Regions from separate parts of the Homo sapiens genome. Here region 1 is linked to region 2. The links are chromatin loops, found by intact Hi-C in ENCODE. Cell type or tissue: ascending aorta. All regions are shown on one strand. Each heading gives the region's core, and the rest is flanking DNA. Links, peaks and the distances in the headings are about the cores only. Region 1 overlaps SPECC1 (sperm antigen with calponin homology and coiled-coil domains 1). Region 2 overlaps SPECC1 (sperm antigen with calponin homology and coiled-coil domains 1).

What was found. Hi-C counts contacts between places; a loop is a spot of excess contacts. Peaks named below come from ENCODE experiments on the same cell type or tissue, not always from the same donor. Only the 100,000 strongest peaks of a DNase experiment are listed, where the experiment ranks them.
Region 1: a loop joins it to region 2, with 4 times the contacts of the local background. A loop is called at or near these places in 3 of 110 quality-filtered maps.

Annotation. Positions count from the first base shown.
Region 1 is chr17:20,059,473-20,069,446 of GRCh38, forward strand. The region is part of intron 1 of SPECC1 (sperm antigen with calponin homology and coiled-coil domains 1); the gene reads left to right. Among named protein-coding and RNA genes, the nearest start is that of SPECC1, 55 kb to the left of the region's middle. RefSeq lists enhancers at 584-663, 4,535-4,584, 5,045-5,114 and a silencer at 4,524-4,818. In ascending aorta, for the core only: no CTCF peak of the experiment used is centred there; DNase peaks (open chromatin) are centred at 4,759 and 6,979; H3K4me3 peaks cover 1,808 bases; H3K27ac peaks cover 5,230 bases.
Region 2 is chr17:20,112,416-20,122,389 of GRCh38, forward strand. The region is part of intron 3 of SPECC1 (sperm antigen with calponin homology and coiled-coil domains 1); the gene reads left to right. It also overlaps the pseudogene KCTD9P1. Among named protein-coding and RNA genes, the nearest start is that of SPECC1, 110 kb to the left of the region's middle. In ascending aorta, for the core only: a CTCF peak has its summit at 4,475 (motif pointing left); a DNase peak (open chromatin) is centred at 8,577; H3K27ac peaks cover 789 bases.

The sequences.
Region 1 (9,974 bases), core at 896-8,895, 53 kb before region 2:
GCTATGAACTGGGGGTTGGGGACCCCTGATTTAGATCATCAACTCTGCTCTGAGGAAAACAGCAGTGTTGTAGACTGGCATGAAGTGCAACTTCTTCTACTCTATGTAGCAACCCCTTTTCTTTCTGGTCCTCCTTCACTTTAGATCCCTGAGACCCTTTTCCACATTGTACCTTGGTCGTTGTATATGAACATCAAACATGAAAGGTGCTAGTGAGATCCCATCTCTATAGAAAATTTAAAAAATTAGCTGGGCATGGTGGGCCTGTAGTCCCAGCTACTTGGGAGGCTAAGGCAGGAGGATCCCTTGAGCCCAGGAGTTTCAGGTTGCAGTGAGCTCTGATCGTGCCACTGCACTCCAGCCTGTGTGACAGAGCAAGGGCCTGTCTCTAAAAACAAAACAAAACAAAGCAAAACAAACATGAGAAGTGCTGATTCATACCTTGCAAAGAGGTTTCATTCGGCAGCAAGTTGAAATTATCTACTGGTTTGTACATGAGCTAGCACTTCCTCTTCCACATGGCATGCCATTGATGTTCCTTGATGTTTAGTGTTATTTGATAGAGGAATTTGCTAACACCTTGTTCTCTTTTCTCTTTGATGAAAATGTTTATCATTAACTTTGGGGCTCTTCTAAAGAATGTTCCATTAGTATGTGTTTGTACCTTTTTTTTTGGCCTCTGAAGAGTGCAGCTTTCAATGACGCCTCTATAGTTGTGGTCTTTTCCTTTTGGTAATGAAGTGCATCAGTTTTGCACTGAGAAATGTTATTTTGCCCTTGAGGAATAACTTGGTTGGTTTACTAAAGAGACCATCAAACTTTGAAAGTGACATGGAAAGCTTATGCGGTTTCTACAACTATTTCAGAAGCTTCATAAATGCTAAAGCGTCTGGGCTGGGCTCAGTGGCTCATGTCTGTAATCCCAATGCTTTGGGAAGCTGAGGCAGGAGGTTTGTTTGAGGCCAGGAGTTCTAGACCAGCCCGGGTAACACAGTGAGACTCCGACTCTACAAAAAATAAAAAAATTTAAAAAGAAACCCACAAAAACAAAAAAACAATAGAGGACTCTGACTTTAGGAGCAAATGAATCCAGTGTCTGATAAATTCCAATTTTTTAATTATTCACCATTGTGCTTTCTATGTGTACTTCCCTTCTTTAACTGCCTGGGTGGTACATCTCTTGACATATAGGATATGTGTCTTTCTGGCTTGCAGTTTAGTTCCAGTCAATAGTGAGCCTCCTAATTGTTCAGAGTTGTATTTATGCCACTCACCATGTGACTTTTATACTTCATCAAATCATTTTGCTCTGTCAATCCTTCTGAACTGATGTGATGGTACAAAATAGAAAAAGATGGAAACTGCTAATTTTAACAGATATAAACATAAACACGTACATAAACACCAGTGCATACATATTACGAAAATATATTGTGTAAAAGCAGTAACTTGTAGGACTAAGATTAACTACTGTGTTAGTAGTGCAAGTATACATTTCAAACTTAATGATTATATAAAGAATGAAACAGGATATCAGTGACCATAATACCTTTAACATTTCAAATTTGTGAAATATATGTGAACAAAATTGTTTCATTTATTTCTTTGTTTCTTTTTGAGACAGAGTCTCACTCTGCCACCCAGGCTGGAGAGCAGTGGCGCGATCTCGGCTCACTGCAACCTCCATCTCCCAGGTTCAAGCAATTCTCCTGCCTCAGCCTCCTGAGTAGCTGGGATTACAGGTGCCCGCCACCACGCCCGGCTAATTTTTGTATTTTTAGTAGAGACAGTGTTTCACCATGTTGGCCAGACTGGCCTGGAACTCCTGACCTCAAGTGACCCACTCACCTCGGCCTCCCAAAGTGCTGGGATTACAGGTATGAGCCACCATACTTGGCCCATTTGTTTCTTTTGAAATAGGAATTCCCAGTGTAGCTTTTGTTGAACTTCCATGGGCCTCTACATGTCCTCCATCTGCAGGTTGTATGTACATTGGGCTGTAGCCATTTGGTGGCAAGGACCATGGTAGAGGCCAGTCTGAGAGTGCACCTGGTAGATCCTTAAAGATGCAACCTTTGGGAACCTTGAACCTTTGATTGCTATAAACAAGTAAATCCCCTAGTTGATCATCACTCAGGAATCTTGGCTAAGCAAGGCCTATGAGGAAATTGATTTCTTGACAGATACATTTGGAAGGTCTTTAAGTTATTCTCCTTACCAATCACATAAATTTTTTAATGTTTTCTATAACTTACTGACTTCAGTCCCATTTTTCTTTCATTTATTCAACAAATATGTATTAAGGGCTTGCTGTGTGCTAGGCACTCTGAAAGACAAGACAGCATTTTTGCCCTCTTGGAACTAATGCTTTGTATATATTATTTTCTCCTGTATCATATCCAGTTTACACTTTGCTACTTACTTTTCTATTTTTCCTTTTTCTTACCTATTATGTTTCAGATCCATAAACTATTTTGTCTATGTCTTTATTTCAAATTATTTTGTGGCCGGGCACGGTGGCTCACGTCTGTAATCCCAGCAGTTTGGGAGGCCGAGGCGGGTGGATTAGGAGATCAAGACCATCCTGGCTAGCACGGTGAAACCCCGTCTCTGCTAAAAAAATACAAAAAATTAGCCAGGCATGGCGGTGGGCACCTGTAGTCCCAGCTACTCGAGAGGCTGAGGCAGGAGAATGGCGTGAACCTGGGAGGCAGAGCTTGAGGTAAGCCGAGATCACGCCACTGCACTCCAGCCTGGGTGACAGAGCAAGACTCTGTCGTCAAAAAAAAAAAAAAAAAAATTTTGTTCTCCAGTCTAAACATACCGTAACAGTCGTAGCATTAACCTTTGTGCATTAAAACGCTTAACATTTCCATCCAAAAAATTTCAGGTATTTTTATTTTAAAATTAAACAGGTTCTCCCTCTTTCATCCAGGCTGAAGTGCAGTGGTGTGATCACGGCTCACCACAGCCTTGAACTCCTGTGCTCACGTGATCCTCCCACCTCAGCCTCCCAAGTAGTTGGGACTACAGGCATGTGCCACTGTGCCTGGCTAATTTTTAAAAACTTTTTTTAGAGATGGGGCCTTGCTATGATGCCCAGGCTAGTTTCAAACTCCTGAGCTCAAGTGATCCTCCTGCCTCAGCTTCCCAAAGTGCTTCCCCACTGGCATGAGCCACCATACCAGGTCAAAATTTCACGTATAACACAAGAAATACATTTTTTTTTTTTTTGAGATGTAGTCTCAATCTGTCACCCAGGCTGGAGTGCACTGGTGGGATCTCGGCTCACTGCAACCTCTGCCACCTGGGTTCAAGTGAGTCTCCTGCCTCAGCCTCCCGAGTAGCAAGGATTACAGGTGCACGCTACCATCTCGGCTAATTTTTGTATTTTTAGTGGAGACAGGGTTTCGTCATGTTGGCCAGGCTGGTCTCGAACTCCTGACCTCAAGTGATCTGCCCACCACAGCCTCCTAAAGTGCTGGAATTACAGGCATAAGCCACCGTGCCCAGCCAAGAAACGCATTCTTATAAAAAGCCAAATATATAGATATAGAGTAAATATGAAGTCACTCCTTATAATTCCCATCCCAACTGCCTCTCAAGAGCCATGAAAGAGACTATTTTCTATATTTTTGCTAATAGTCTTATCTCTTCTTAAAATGTTAGTCTGCAAGATGGGTTTAAAAATACCTCATTGCTTTAGCTCATATTGGTTGCTATTAGATGGGTTAAGCATCTTTTCTTATGTTTAGCAGTCATTTGGATTTTTGTGAATTGCCTTTTCATATCCTTTGCCTTTTTTCTGTTGGACTGTTTGTTTCTTCTTGAGTTAATTTTGGTATTCTATGTTTTCCTAGAAAATGATCTGCTTTGCCTAGTTTACAAATCCTTATATGTAATTACGTTCTCTTTCTTGTTCCTAATTTGGGTACCTTCCTTTTTTCTTTCTTGATTAGATTTGCCAGAGGTTCTATCTTGTTAGTCCTTTCAAAGCATCAGCTTTTCATTTTATTAATCTTCAAGGTCATTTAAAAAATGTTTTCTGTTTAATTAATTGCCGTTTTTATCTTTATTCATTCTTCATCCTGCTTTCTGTGGACTCAGAGAAGACCCGTTCATGTAGAGGAAGGTGGGAACAAAGGTTCAAAGATAGTTGTCGAGGGTCAGGAAAACAATTGTTGGCATCATTCTCCTTCACCTCCTCACTCCCAACTGCCATCACAAACACAGGCAGTTCAGAATCCATCAAGAAATGAGTCAGGAATCAGGCAGACTGAATCAGACTATCAGCTTTGTTAATAAGGCTGAAGTAGAGAGTAGTGCTTGACCTAAGATCACAGTCAGGCTAGTAACCCTTCCCTCTGAGTTAAACTTAGCCAACAGAATAAGGCATTTAGAATAAACGCTTTGAGAGGTTTGAAAAGAAGACAGTTGGAAATGAATAAAACAATCACTTAGAGGTGCTGAGGGCCAAATGGCCTCAGGGCAGTTCGGTTTTTCAGTTCTGTTTGGAGACCTAGATCAGGAACAAAGAAAAATGAGTTGGCAGTCTCTGGCTGGTGGCTGAGTAAGCAGGGCCAGAGTTGGCAGAAGGAGGTGATCTTGGGGTTTCAGACTAGTCAGTGAGGCAAGTGAGACCAGCAGGGCATGGAAAAAACCACGAAGAGACAGGAGTCGGGGCTTCAGCTTCTTGTGAGCATGCAAACCCAGCTCGGAGGGAGTGTGATGCTGGGACAGCCAAAAGAGGAGCAGCTGGGGGCCAGAGAAGGGCATTGCACATCCAGAACCCTGATGGCAGGAGAGTCAGAGAACGGGCACACCACCAAGTGTGATGAAACTTGTGGGGGATTGACGATGAGTCATTCTTCAGACTCTCTGGGACTCTTGTTCTTTCCCCAAATTAGTTTAACATCTGCTTTGGAATCAAAAGGGTAACTGCTTTTCTCTTTCTGGCTAATTAAACAAATGCAAATGTATGCATAGCCTTATTGTATCCTCACACAGCCTGGGAGGGAAGCACAGTGTGGGTGGCAGGTACATGACGCTAGAAGCAGAGGGTGTTTAGTGCTGGGGTGGGAGGACAGCAGGAGGATCTGTCCCAGCGCCAGACGTCTTCCATCCCTACGGGACCTCTCAAGGTCATGCTACATGACCTTCGGCATATGAATTCACCTGGCACCACAGTATTGTTCTTAAAACTGAAAATGTACCAGCGTATTGTAACTTGTAAGCCCACAAACTTCTTGTTTCTAGCCATGTACTTACAGAAAGCCCTTGCCTTTATGTTTTCACAGGGAGGGCATGATGAACCTTGTCTTATAGCTCATGAGAAGGCCAACTTCACTAACCACTCCTTGCCGGGTGTGGTATGTTTCCCTCTGTAATTACTTCTCCCTGTGTACTTTCTTATGGTAAAATGTCATGCTTCAGAACAAAATTAAAAAGTCATCTAAAGAGATGGTTTGGTTATCATGGAAGTCAAGTTCCTCTTAGTAGAAATGAGCAGTTATAGTCAGACTTTATAGATACTAGAAAGAAGAGCAATGTATTTCTAAACTACATGCTTGTGTCAAATTTCAGATTTTGTTTAACAATTTGTATATTAATCATGATCTAACCCACCTGTTTTGGAAGAACCCTCTCAAACTGGGTTTTTCCTCTGCTCTCACACCACAACAACAGTCATCAACACGGAAAAAGACTTCTGTGACCAAATGTATGGGGGTTTCTCTATAGAAGTAGTGGACACCAGCTAGGTGTTCTCCAGTTCAACTCTGACGCTGTCTACCTGGAGAGAGCATCAGATCCCACAGGGCAAAACTCAGGCCCCAAGGCTGCCTCCTTCTCCAGTCACCAGTCTCAAGTCTGGGCCTCTGGAACTTCTGACCAACTGGCTTCAAGTTGGGGTTCCCATGACTCCTCTGGGTTCAACTAATTTGCTGGAGCAGCTCACAAAACTCAGGGCAACACTAACTTACATTGATCAGTTTATTATAAAGGATATCGCAAAGGATACAGATGAAGAGAAGTGTAGGACAAAGGATGGGGAAGGGCATAGAGCTTCCACGCCTTCCCTGGGTGCACTACCCTCCAGAAACTTCCAGGTGTTCAGCTGTCCAGACGCTCTCTGAACTGTGACCTTTTGGGTTTTTATGGAGGCTTCATTGCATAGGCACCACAACCATGTAGAAATGTGATTGGACAAAAAGTACATGATCTAAACCTAGCATGCCTGTCTCTTCAAGACTTTTCTTGGTCTCTCTGTGTAACATTCCTTCCTTTAGGGTATAGTTAGGACTCTCTCTAGTTTGAGGGACTCCTGACCCATAATTAGAGAAGGGTCCTGTCTTGGGCACGTGAAAGGACAGGAGAAGTTCAGAGAGAGAGAGAGATTCTGTTTCCTGAGGCCTAAAGTGCCCTGAAATTATAAGAAGGACTATAGGCATCAGGAGCCAGGAACCGGTTCTAATGCCCATAGTCCTTGTTATAATTTGTTATCTATATCTATCTATCTATATGTATATCTATATCTGTATCTATATCTATCTATCAGTCAATCATAACAACATACCATCAGATAAACAATTTCTATCCATACCCATTTTCTGATAATAAAAACTGGATCTGTTGCTGGCTAGGTGAAACTCGGAAACTCATGAAGCTTTTTACCTTTTTTACAAATGGGAGTGTGCCCTTTCATCCTGAATCATTAGAGTCTCCTAGGTACCCCTCTCTGAGGACTCTTATTCTAACAGCCTTTGCAAAAATTAGCCAAACATCTGTTTGAAACTCACTCAGAGTCATTTTCATCTTTGCCTTTCTCCTAGTTATTTTTAGGGTTGATAAATTTGTTTTCCAAGAGCAAACAGAGCATTTTTAAGCTTTGATTTTTGGCTAGCATTTAGGAATTCTTGTTCTGTGCAGAGCTGGCTGGATGCCCACTTAGGAACTTAGCCTGCACGGAGATTCCTTCAGTGGAAGAGCATTGGTCTGGAGTCATCCATCCGGCTCCTGGAGCTTGGCTACCCTGATACTTCCCGGTCTCCCTGCAAATGAACACCTCAGCATGCCATTATAGTTGGTCATCTTACTCTGTTTTTACAGAATCCAGGAGGAGAGTTCCTGCAAAGGATGTCTTGGGCAGGGTTTAATTATTTCTACGAATAAGAAAGCTTTCCTCAGGTGGAATTGTATTTACTTTCTGCAATATAAGCCATGAATTTACAAATAGAGTCTGATACTGTCAGGATACATAATTGTTGTTATGCTTAAGTAGTTTTTTTTTTCTTGAGATAGAGTTTTGCCCAGGCTGGAATGCAGTGGCACAGTCACTGCTCACTGTACCTTCAACCTCCTGGGCTCAAGCAGTTCTCCCATCTCAGCCTCCCAAGTAGCTGGGTCTATAGGTGCCATACCACCACACCTGGCTAATCAAATTTTTTTTTTTTTTTTTTTTGGTAGAGATAAGGGCTTTTATGTTGCCCAGGCGGGTCTTGAACTCTTGGATGCAAGTAATCTTCCCGCCTTGGCCTGCCAAAGTGCTGAGATTCTAGGTGTGAGCCACTATGCCCAGCCTTAAATAGATTTTAAAAAATTACAAAACTGTTACATGTTCATAGTAGACAGTGTAGAAAAATGTAAAAAGCATAAAGAAAATTAAAATTTCCTATCATTCCACCACCTAGATAACCATTCTTTCTTTTTTCTTTTTTTTGGAGATGTAGATTCCAATGATGTCATCTCACTGAAACCTCCGCCTCCCAGGTTCAAGTGATCCTCCTGCCTCAGCCTCCCAAGTAGCTGGGACTACAGGTGCACACCACCACGCCCAGCTGATTTTTGTATTTAGTAGAGACAGGATTTCACCATGTTAGCCAGACTGGTCTTGAACTCCTGACCTAAGGTGATCCATGCGCCTCGGCCTCCCAAAGTGCTGGGATTTCAGGCGTGAACTACCACGCCCAACCTAACCATTCTTAATATATAGATTTTTTTTTCAGTCTTTTTATATGCCTAAATGTAAATATGAGCTCCTACTGCATACACTTTACAATTTGTATTTTCCACCAAAATATATTGTCGTCATTGTTCCATATCACTGGATATTTTGTAGTATCACTTTCTCTATTGAGATGCCATAAATTCACATATATTTACATTTATATAAATGTTTACATATTTATAATATTTTTAACATTTATAGTATATATCATATTTCTATAGAGATAACATGTATTCACTTATATTCACTGCCATAAAATTCATACTTTTAAAAGTGAACAATATGGTGATTTGTTTGTATCTTCACAAAGTTATACAATAGTTGGCACTGTCAAATTCTAGAACATTACCCCCCCGCCCCGAAAACCCAGGGCAGTTACCACCCTTCCATCGCTCCTTCCCTCATCCTGTGGCAGCCACTCAAGTACTTTCTGTTTGTGTGAATTCCCCTCTTCTGGACATTGCGTAGAAGTGGAATTATACAATAGATGGTCTTCTGTGTGTGGCTTCTCTTTTTTTTTTGAGACAGGTTCTTGCTCTGTCACCCAGGCTGGAGTGCAGTGCTGCAATCTCAGCTCACTGCAACCTCTGCCATCCTCCCACCTCAGCCTCCCAAGTAGCTGGGACCACAGATGTACACCACCACCCCTGGTTTGTATTTTTGGTAGAGACAGGATTTCGCCATGTTGGCCCAGGCTGGTTTCAAACTTCTGGGCTCAAGTGACCTGCCTGCTTCAGCCTCCCAAAGTGCTGGGATTATAGGTATGAGCTACCATGCCCAGCCTGTGTGGCTCCTTTTGTTCAACATAAGGTTTTCAGGGTTCATCCATGTATCGGTACATTATTCCTTTTTACTGATGGATAATATTTCACTGTGTGGATGTACACTTTATATTTATCCATTCAACAGCTGATGGCCACTGGGTTTTTTCTACTTTATGGCTACTGTGATTAGTGCTATTGTGAACATTTGTCTGCAGGTTCTTGTTTGAACTTCTGTTTTCAATTCTTTTGGATATATACCAAGGACTGGAGTTACTGGGTCATAATGGTAACTGGGTGTAACTTTTTGAGGGACTCCCCAAACTGTTTTTCACAGTGGCTGTACTTTTTCACATTTACGTAGGCAATGTATGAGGGTTCCAGTGTCACCACATCCTCACCAGCACTTGTTAATGTCTGTTCTTTTGGCTAGAGCCATCCCAGTCGATGTGGAGTGGCATCTCCCAGTGGCTTTGGTTTGCATAATGCCTAATGATTGATTTTTCTAATGTGGAGCTTCTTTTCACGTGCTTGTTGGCCACTTGTATTGTATAGTCTATTTGGAGAAATACCTGTTCAGATCCTTTACCCACTTTTCAGTTGGGTTATTTGTCTTTTTATTATTGAGTTTTCAGAGATCTTTACACATTCTAGATACTAGACACTTATCATATATAGGATTTGCAAATGATTTCTCCCATTCTGTGGGTTATCTTTTCATTTTCTTTTTTTTAACTTATTTTAGGTTCAGGGGTACATGTGAAGGTTTATCACATAGGTAAACTCATGTCACAGGGGTTTGTTATACAGATTATTTCATCACCCAGGAAGTAAGCCCAGTACCCAACAGTTACCTTTTCTGCTCCCTCCTCCAAGCCTCCACCCTCAAGTGTCTGTTGTTTCCTCCTTTGTGTTTATGAGTTCTCATCATTTAGCTCTCGCTAATAAGTGAGAACATGCAGTATTCGGTTTTCTGTTCCTGCATTAGCTGGAGGCTGAGGATAATGACCTCCAGCTCCATCCATGTCCCTATAAAGGACGTGATCTTGTTCTTTTTTATGGCTGCATGTCCTTTCATTTTCTTGATAGTATCTTTTGAAGCAAAAGGTTTTTAATTTTTATGAAGTCCACTTTATCTAGTTTGTCTTTGCTTACTTCTGCTTTTGATGTCATCTCTAAGAAAATACTGTCTAATATAGTCATGAAGT
Region 2 (9,974 bases), core at 1,038-9,037:
CAATATCCTGAAAGGAATTTGTCTGATTTTTGCTGGCAACTTCAATCAAGTCAGAACTGCGATGCCAAGGTTTGAACTTCAGTGGTGCTGATCTTTCTCATTTGGACCTTTGAAACATTAACTTCAAAATGGCCAGTTTAAGCCGCTGCAGTCTTGCACATGCAAATCTTTGCTGTGCAAATCTTAAACAAGCTGATCTCTCTGGATCAGTGCTTGACTGTGCAAATCTTCAGGGAGTCAAGACACTCTGTTCTAATGTAGAAGGAGCATCCCTGAAACTGTGTAATTTTGAGGATCCTTCCGGTCTTAAAGCCAATTTAGAAGGTGCTAACCTGAAAGGTGTGGATATGGAAGGAAGTCAGATAACAGGAATTAACCTGAGAGTGACTACCTTAAAAAATGCAAAGTTGAAGAACTGTAACCTCAGAGGAGCAACTCTGGCAGGAACTGATTTAGAGAATTGTGATCTGTCTGGGTGTGATCTTCAAGAAGCCAACCTGAGAGGGTCCAACATGAAGGGAGCTAGATTTGAAGAGATGCTAACACCACTACACATGTCACAAAGTGTTAGATGAGAATTTTAGGGGCTGGAGGAACATGTACAAGATGAAAATGTTTTCCTTATCACTTTTCTTTCTCCACCCGCTCAGTTGTCTAGAAGAAATAACACTGTAAGGAAGTTAAAAAAAAATTTAGAGGATTATGCTTGTTCTCAGTGGTGCATAAGGGAAAAAATTGACTTTTTTTTCCATATTCTGATTTTTAACAGAAAAGCACTCATTTAATAGATATAGGGAAACTAGATATTGCTGCCTTTTGAACAGGGTAGGGGGGTTTACCTGGTTTTATGACCAGGAATAGTATCTATTACATTTGCTTTTAAATAGGCATGATGTGGAAATACCATCTTGGTTTGAGATGCATTTGAGGATTTTAATTTATGGAAAGCACAACATATGCAATTTATATTTATTGAATACTAGATGCAGTATGGATATTTAAATTGTAAAAACTTTACGAAAACTTGGAAAAGGTTGTTCAGGTTTATAAATAGCTTTAGTGATGCCTCCTTCTTTAAATACTTGTCACAGCATATGAATATGGTAAGATCAGACTCCCTAAGACTCTTCAGGTTCATTTTTATAATGTTTACTTTTTAGAACAAAACAGTAGCTAAATTACAGTAATATCCAGTTCTTACTGATTGAGACAGAGTGGAAAGAAAGACATCGTTGTACATCACTGTCATTCCAAAGGTACAGTGGAACTCCGGATGGAGGAAGAACTTACCTATCACTACAACACTTATAAATGAGCATTTCTCAGAATGTCATTCTAGGCAAGTTCCACTCAACACCAGACCAAGCAATTCTGTCTATTCACACTATTAGCCTAGTTTTCTCATACAATCAGCACAAGCATAGGAAGATACTTCAAAACCAAAAAACCAAGGTGCACCATTAATATTCATTTAATTCAAATACCAAATAGTTTTACATAGGGCCATCTTAGAAATAGATATTAAATCCAGATCTACTGCAATCAAAGCTTACACAATATGAATGAATATGGTAGAGTTGCCTGTTAAAAGGCAATGTAATATAATTGCTGCTAGAACCCTACAGTGGGGAATGAGGAATTTTAAACATATATTTGATTACAGCCACCAAAAAAGTATATATAAAGAAAGTAAAAATAAAGGCATTTGGCTGGTCCAAGATGTAACACCAATCAGTCAGCACCTATGATTCTTTTACTTACATTTTTTACTTTTTGTTTTTGTTTTTGTTTTTTTGAGACAGAGTATCAGTCTGTCGCCAGGCTGGAGTGCAGTGGCGCAATCTTGGCTCACTGCAACCTCCGCCTCCTGGGTTCAAGCGATTCTCCTGCCTCAGCCTCTCGAGTAGCTGGGACTACAGGTGCACACCACCACGCCCAGCTAATTTTTGTATTTTTAGTAGAGACAGGGTTTCACCATGTTAGCCAGGATGGTCTTGATCTACTGACCTTGTGATCCACCTGCCTTAGCCTCCCAAAGTGCTGAGATTACAGGCGTGAGTCATGGCGCCCAGCCTGTTTTTTTTTTTGTTTTTTTTTTTAGTGAAATTTAGCCTGTTTTTCTTGAGTCATTTTCTCTCTGCAACAGTAGAGGAAGGGCCTGTATCTCCCTACCAATGACCTGGTGTCCTTACATCTACCCCAAGAGCAGGGATGTTAGCTGTGTCCACAGGGTTCTGAATTCTACAGACTCATCAACATGAGGCAAGGAATCATTGAAAACCACTTTTGTCTCCTTTGGGAGAATGACTCATCTTTAGTATTTATGTAGTGTATTCTTCTATATCTACATATGCAAAGCTTTCTTTGACAGTAAAGGGCACATATGCATAGTGGGAGAAGATCAGACCTTTACAAGTGAAGGAAAGCAACTTCAGAAATGAATTATTTTCTTTGCTTTATTATTTTTACCAAGACAGAGAAGTATTGTATTGAGAGATTATCTATTTTCATAATCAACATTTGCCTAAATTATATTTAAATCATTTCACTTTGTACTATATTTTCAGGAATTATAGAATGTGTTATTCACTCACTTAAAGGTACCTCTGTAGAAATAACCTAAAACTGCAGAAGGATCCGAAAGATATAACATGGTGTGTTTAGAAACTGCAGATTTTAGATCTAATGTATACTGCATTAATAAATGATGTAAAGTGTGGAAAAGGAAAAAAAAAGACTGATCCCATGATCAAATATTAATATAAAAATTTGAGATCAGCCGGGCACGGTGGCTCACACCTGTAATCCCAGCACTTTGGGAGGCCAAGGTGGGTGGATCATGAGGTCAGGAGATCAAGACTAGCCTGGCCAACATGGTGAAAACCCATCTCTACTAAAAATACAAACATTAGCTGGGCGCGGTGGCGGGTGCCTGTAATCCCAGCTACTCAGGAGGCTGAGGCAGGAGAATCACTTGAACCCGGGAGGTGGAGGTTGCAGTGAGCCGAGATCGTGCAACTACACTCCAGCCTGAGTGACAAAGCAAGACTGTCTCAAATAAATAAATAAATAAATAAATAAAAATAAAAAAAATTGGAGATCAAAATATTAGTGCATAGGATTCAACAATAAATTAAAAGAACAGTAGTGTACATCACAACTAAGTGAATTTATGCCACCCAAGAATGGATGAATATTAAGAAATTTTGGAATATAATCTATCATACCATATTAACAGGCCAAAGAAGAAAAACTGTAGTTATCTCTATAGATACAGAACATACATGTGACACAATTAACAATCTTTCTAACAACAAACTCTTGATAGACTATACATGTGCAGAGACTTCTTTAATGATGTGTATGTGTCACAAACAAAAGCCAGCGATTCCCATTAAAGTCAAAGATAATTCAAGGTTGCTTACTATCACCAGTCATCTAAAATTTTCGGTAGATACTAACCAAGGCAGTAAGATAAGAGAGATGTAGAAGTACATAAATATTGGAAATGAGGGAACAAAATGATGATTGTAATCAGATAATAACATTGTATGCTTTGAATTTCCTGAAAATTGTCTTAGAATTTTCTGAAATTCTATTAGAGACAATAAGAGTTCTGTATGTGGCTAGTTGTAGACTATAATATATCAATAACTTTCTTTTTTATTTATTTTATTTATTTATTTTTTTGAGATGGAGTCTCGGTCTGTCGCCCAGGCTGGAGTGCAGTGGCGCGATCTTGGCTCACGGCAAGCTCCGCCTCCCAGTTTCACGCCATTCTCCTGCCTCAGCCTCCCGAGTAGCTTGGGACTACAGGTGCCCGCCACCACGCCCAGCTAATTTTTTGTATTTTTAGTAGAGATGGGGTTTCACCATGTTAGCCAGGATGGTCTCGATCTCCTGACCTCGTGATCCACCCACCTTGGCCTCCCAAAGTGCTGGAATTACAGGCATGAGCCACCATGACCGGCCATCAGTAGCTTTCTTACCAGTGACTAGAAAAGATAATAATGTAAGAAACAGTTCTATTTATAAAGGAATGAAAGGGCAAAATATTTAGAAATAGTGTGAGCATCTATAAAAAAAATCTTAAAACTCTTTTGAAGGAGAAGTCTTATGTCCTTCAAAGAAGACATAAATAAGTGAAAGCATATATGTGATTCTTAGGAAGATTAAATAGAATTAAGATTAAACTTAGTACAAGATATAAAATGTAATAAGGATGTCTGAATTATTCTAAGAATTCCTTTTCATCTTGATTCAGTGGGAATTTGGGAGTGGAAACCTGAATAAAATAACTGGAATTTATCTAAAACCCGTTGTTCTCAATGGGGGACGATTTTGTCCCCCAGTTCCAACCCAGGGAACAATTGGCAGTGTCTGGAGACTTTTTTTTTTTTTTTTTTTTTTTTTTTTTTGGCTGTCATGACTCGGGGCTGCTACTGCCATCTAGTGGGTAGAAGCCAGAGATACTAAACATCCTAGGATGCGCAGGACCGTCCCTGCAGTGGAGAGTGTCCTGCCCAAAAATGTCAACAGTACTGCTGCTGAGAAATCCTGACCTAGCAGAATAAATATTCTAGAGTAACCAGGAAAATTCTGACAATACTAATCAGGGGATTAACCTTAGGCATTCTGGAACTGAAGAGGTGCTAGGCAGCTCAGTGGAACGGTGGACAAAGTGCAGAATACACTGGAAGATTTAGTACAGGGGAAAGGTGGCATTTCATATCACGGTGGATAATTCACTCAAAAATGTGACCGAGTAAGTATTTAGGAAGGAATAAAGCTGGATCCCTATCTCATTCCTCCCATCAAAATAAATTCTAGGAGGATTAAAGATTTAAATATTAAAAAATGAAACTGCAAGACTACAAAGAGAAAGCATCAGAGAATTAATTTGTAGTCTTGGCCTTGGAAGAACCTTTCTAAGTAGGAACAGACACAGAAGCCATAAAGGAAAAGATGAAAAATGTACTTACATAAATATAAGAAACTTCTTTGCAAAAAGAAGAAATTATTTGCAATACATGTAACAAAATGCTTATTTACAAAGAGTTTATACAAATCAATAAGAAAAAGAAAAATAGGCCAGATGTGGTGGCTCATGCCTATAATCCCAGCAATTTGGGAGGCCAAAGTGGGAGGATTGCTTGAGCCCAGGAGTTGAAGACCAGCCTGGGCAACATAGTGAGACCTCATCTCTACAAAAATAAATAAATAAAAATTAGCTGGGTGCGTGCCTGTAGTCCCAGCTGCTTGGGAGGCTGAGGTGGGATGATTGTCTCAAAAAAAAAAAAAAAAAAGAAAAGGAAAAATAATATAATAGAAATATATATAGCGCCCATGAAAAATACAGATGGCTAGTGGAAAGATACTAAGCCTTACTTAAGAAATGTAAAGCAAGGCTGGGTGCGGTGGCTCAACGCCTGTAATCCTAGCACCTTGGGAAGCTGAGGCGGGCTGATTGCTTGAGCCCAGGAGTTCGAGACCAATCTGGGCAAAATGGTGAAACCCTGTCTGTACAAAAAATACAAAAATTAGCCAAGCATGGAAGCGTGCACCTGTAGTCCCAGCTAGTTGGGAGACAGAGGTGGGAGGATCACTTGAACCTGGGAAGTGAAGGTTGCAGTGAACTGAAATCATGCCACTGCACTCCGGCCTGGGCAACAGTGAGACCCTGTCTCACAATAAATAAATAATAAATAAATAAATAAATAAAGCAAAACAACAATTAGATATATAATTTCCGCTAATACATTAGCAAAAATTAAAACAGTTTATCATTTCTGGTGTCATTAAGGGTGTAAAGAGCCACATATGGTTGATGCACAAGGACAAGTTGGTAATATCTATCTAAATCTTAATTTAATCTTTCACCAAGCATTTCTATTATTTAGCACTTAACGGTTACTGATATTCTTGGAAAAGGATGCCAACATGTATGAGCAAGTTCAGTTGCATGATTATTTATAATAGTATAATATGGGAAACAACCTAAGTATGTATTCATACAGGGCTGGTTGAACAATGTGATTTTGGTGCAGTAGAATAGTATACAGGCATGAAAATGAATACAGTAGATTTGTGTGTACTGATAGGGAAAGATTTCCAATATACATTACTAAGTGGGGAAAATAATATGGTGCATATGGTATAACCTTAATTTGGTTTTGGTTTTAGAAGTATATATTAATTATTAAAATCAACTTTTTTTTCCTGGAAGGATGTCAGAATGATTATCTTTGAGGAGAGTTAGCAGAATTGATAGTGGCAGAGGAAAATTTTTTCATTTTAGATTTTCCTGTGCTGTTTGAACATTTTAAACATATGCATACATTGCTATACAAAATTAAAAACAAGGTAAATACAACATAAATTTAGACAATATAAATATAAACTAAACTTTTTTTTGCCTTCACAAAATCCTTCCTCTTCTACTTGCCTTTTGTAGTGTTCTTTAGCCATTTGTTGGTGGATTTTTTTTTATTGTTTGCTTATAGCATCTGCTCCTTTGCACAGGATTCTAGGAAAAGACCTTGGTTTCATATTGGCTCCTAAAGTAGACAAGTTCCCATGCCCCAAGGGGCATTGGCATCCTTTATTTGTCAAAGGAAGGAAATAACTACATATCTACTATACAGTGATGTTGGGAAAAAGGTCTGTGAATAATTTATATAGACTGTAATGAAAAGTAAGTGACAGTTATTATTCTCCTAGTTATACAAATTGTTTGTCAGTTACTTCATTTAAGTGAAATTAAATTATTTGAGTTAATAGGGTTGAATTTGAAAATTACATTTTGTTTCTGAAGCTTTTATTTTTTTAAATTTATTTTATTTTTTGAGACGGAGTTTCGCTCTTGTTGCCCAGGCTGGAGTGCCATGGCGCTCCACAACCTCCGCCTCCTGAGTTCAAGTGATTCTCCTGCCTCAGCCTCCTGAGTAGCTGGGATTACAGGCTTGCGCCACCACGCCCAGCTAATGTTGTACTTTTAGTTGAGATCGGGTTTCTCCATGTTGGTCAGGCTGGTCTTGAACTCCCAACCTCAGGTGATCCACCTGCCTCAGCCTCCCAAAGTGCTGGGATTACAGGCGTGAGCCACCACACCCAGCCAAGAGCTTTTATTTTTAAATGTCAGTAGTCCTCAACATTTTTGTAGCACCTTTGGACAGCTGATACTTTTGTACATTGTCATGCTGTCCCCAGACTGCCTCATTTGGAATAGGTGAATACCAGTCTATTAGGACAGACCATTAGGAGCAGTGGTATGCAGTGCCTGTCTGTTGCAGGTGTTATCACCTCTACAGTTGTATAGTATTGTTTCGGTAATCATTTCAATATTTGATTGCATTTTGTCTATTTTACATGCGTGAAAACGAGGAAAATGAAAGTGCTGGTTGGGATTACAGCAACTAGTTGTACAGGCTGAACATCCCAAATCCAAAAATTCAAAATCCCAAATGCTTCAAAATCTGAAATGTTTTGAGCACTGACATGATGCTCAAAGGAAATGCTCACTGGGGCATTTTGGATTTTGGATTTTTGGATTAGAGATGCTGAACTGGTAAGTATAATGCAAATATTCCAAAATAAAAAATCAGAAATCCAGAACACTTATGGTCCTGAGCATTTTGGATAAGGGATACTCACCCTGTAGTAATAAGCTTGGGTTTTAAAATCTCAGTACTGCCGGGTGGGGTGGCTTATGCCTGTAATCCCAGCACTCTGGGAGGCCGAGGCAGGCGGATCACCTGAGATATTTGGAGACCAGCCTGGCCAACATGGCGAAACCCCTTCTTTACTAAAAATAGAAAAAAATTAGCCAAGTGTTGTGGCGGGTGCCTGTAATCCCAGCTACTTGGGAGGCTGAGGCAGAAGAATCTCTTGAACCTGGGAGGTGGAGGCTGCAGTGAGCCGAGATTGTGCCACTGCACTCGAGCCTGGGCAACACAGTGAGACTCAGTCTCAAAAAAAAAATACAGTTGATACAAAGATGGAAATTATTTAGTGTGTTAGAAATTAGATGTTCACTGGACTTAAACCAATTTTCTATAGGCTCAGCTGTGAAGGAAAAGAATAAAATTAAAGGAAATTGGGGGACTTCTGGCAATATATAGTTGATTTCCTTTCAGAGGAAATTTCTTTTCACAGGAAATCAACTATATATTAGACTTGTAGGGGGCAGAATTCTTTTTATGCCATGCAAGACTTAGTTTTTGTACTTTTGACTTGGGGACAAGTTTTCTACGATGCATAGCATGGTATTATCTATATTTTATTTCAATTGTATTAATTTTGAGAAAGATTTTTGTCATGAAATTTTAATACAGTGTTGTGATTTTGAACTTACAAGAATTAAATCTATAGTCAGCCTATATTTTATTGCACCCTTTCCTGGGAGCTGATCTGTCCTCAGGGAGAATCCCTGAAATCTACTCCAGGAGAAATCATGTAATCTTTTGGTCGTAATAATTATATTATTGTCTCAGCCTTGCCTAGGGCGCCAACTTGCCATCTGTCATGGGTGGTATTGGAACTGCTTGAATGGGGAGGCATGAGCTTCCTCATTCTTTTCAAGACTATTTCCAGTTTCTGGTTTCCAGGCCTTATGCTGTTCTCTGGGGCTATGCCAAAGTTTGCTCCAACAATAGCAAGAACACAGCAAAAATCACAAAAGGGGCTTCTATTTTTGAGCCCTGCCACCTGCCTGCACTGTGCCGGCTTCTCTGAGCTGCTGTCTCTATTCATGCTCACAATAGCCATAGGAAGAGCATGGTTATTTTATCTAGACCAGGAACCTTGGCTTTGGAAAGGTCAAACCAGTTTTACTTTTTCTCTCCCGTGCCCACCACAGGTTTCCATATGGAACATCCACTTTTTCTAATTGGTTTTATTTCATTAATATTATTCACTTATCTGAATTCCAAAAAAGAATTCTGAATTCTTTTTTTTGTTGTTGTTGTTTTTTCTATAGACGGAGTTTTGCTCTGTTGTCCAGGCTGGAGTGCAGTGGTGCAATCATAGCTCATTGCAGCCTCCAACTTCTGGGCTCAAGCAATCCTCCTGCCCCAGCTCTCGAGTAGCTGGGACTACAGGTGCACACCACCGGGGTCTCGCCATGTTGCCCAGGCTGGTCTTGAACTCCTGGGCTCCTCCTGCCTTGGCCTCCCAAAGTGCTGGGATTACAGACATGAGCCACTGCGCCTGGCCTGGATTCCAGTTCTTATTATTCTTTTTCTCCCTGAGGTGTCCTTTGTGTGTATCTCATGTTACACAGTGGTGTGGCTTTTAGAGAATGAGGAGGTTCCTTGTGTGCAGGGTCCTCCCTGCCTGCCCCAGGGTCAAGTGAAAGGTTGTGGAACCCCCAGAAGGCTGTCAAGGAATCCAGCCACTAGGTGGCAGCCTTGTCAAAAGCACCCACCTTCTCCTCTGCTACAAGTTCTGGTTCTGACAAATGTTTCTGACTTTAGAAACAATGCTTGTATTTATTGATTAATTCAACAAATATCTTTGAGTGGCTACCATGTGCCTGGCACTGTTCTAGGCAAAAGGACTATATGAGTGAGCAGGACAAACATCCCTGCCTTCATAAAGGTACATGAGCAAGACGTGGGAGAGATGAGAAAGCCAGGTGAACAGCTGGAGTGGTGGACATTCCAGGCAGAGATGACGGCTGGCCCGTGTCCCCCACGTCAAGGGAGTGGCAGGAAGACCAGTGGGGCCGCAGCAGAGTGAACAAGCAGTTGGGGAGGAGGATAGAAAGATGGGGGAGCTTGCGAGTCACTGTCAGGACTTTGGATTTTTTACTCTTGACTCCACTGGGGAACTTTTGCAAGGTTTTGCACAGAGCAGTGATATGACCCAACCTCATTTTAAAAGGACTGCTTTGGGCTGCTTGTTGAGAGTGGACAGATGGGGTAAGCAGACCAGCTTGGAGGCTAGGGCTGTGGTCTAGGAAAGAAGTGACCTGG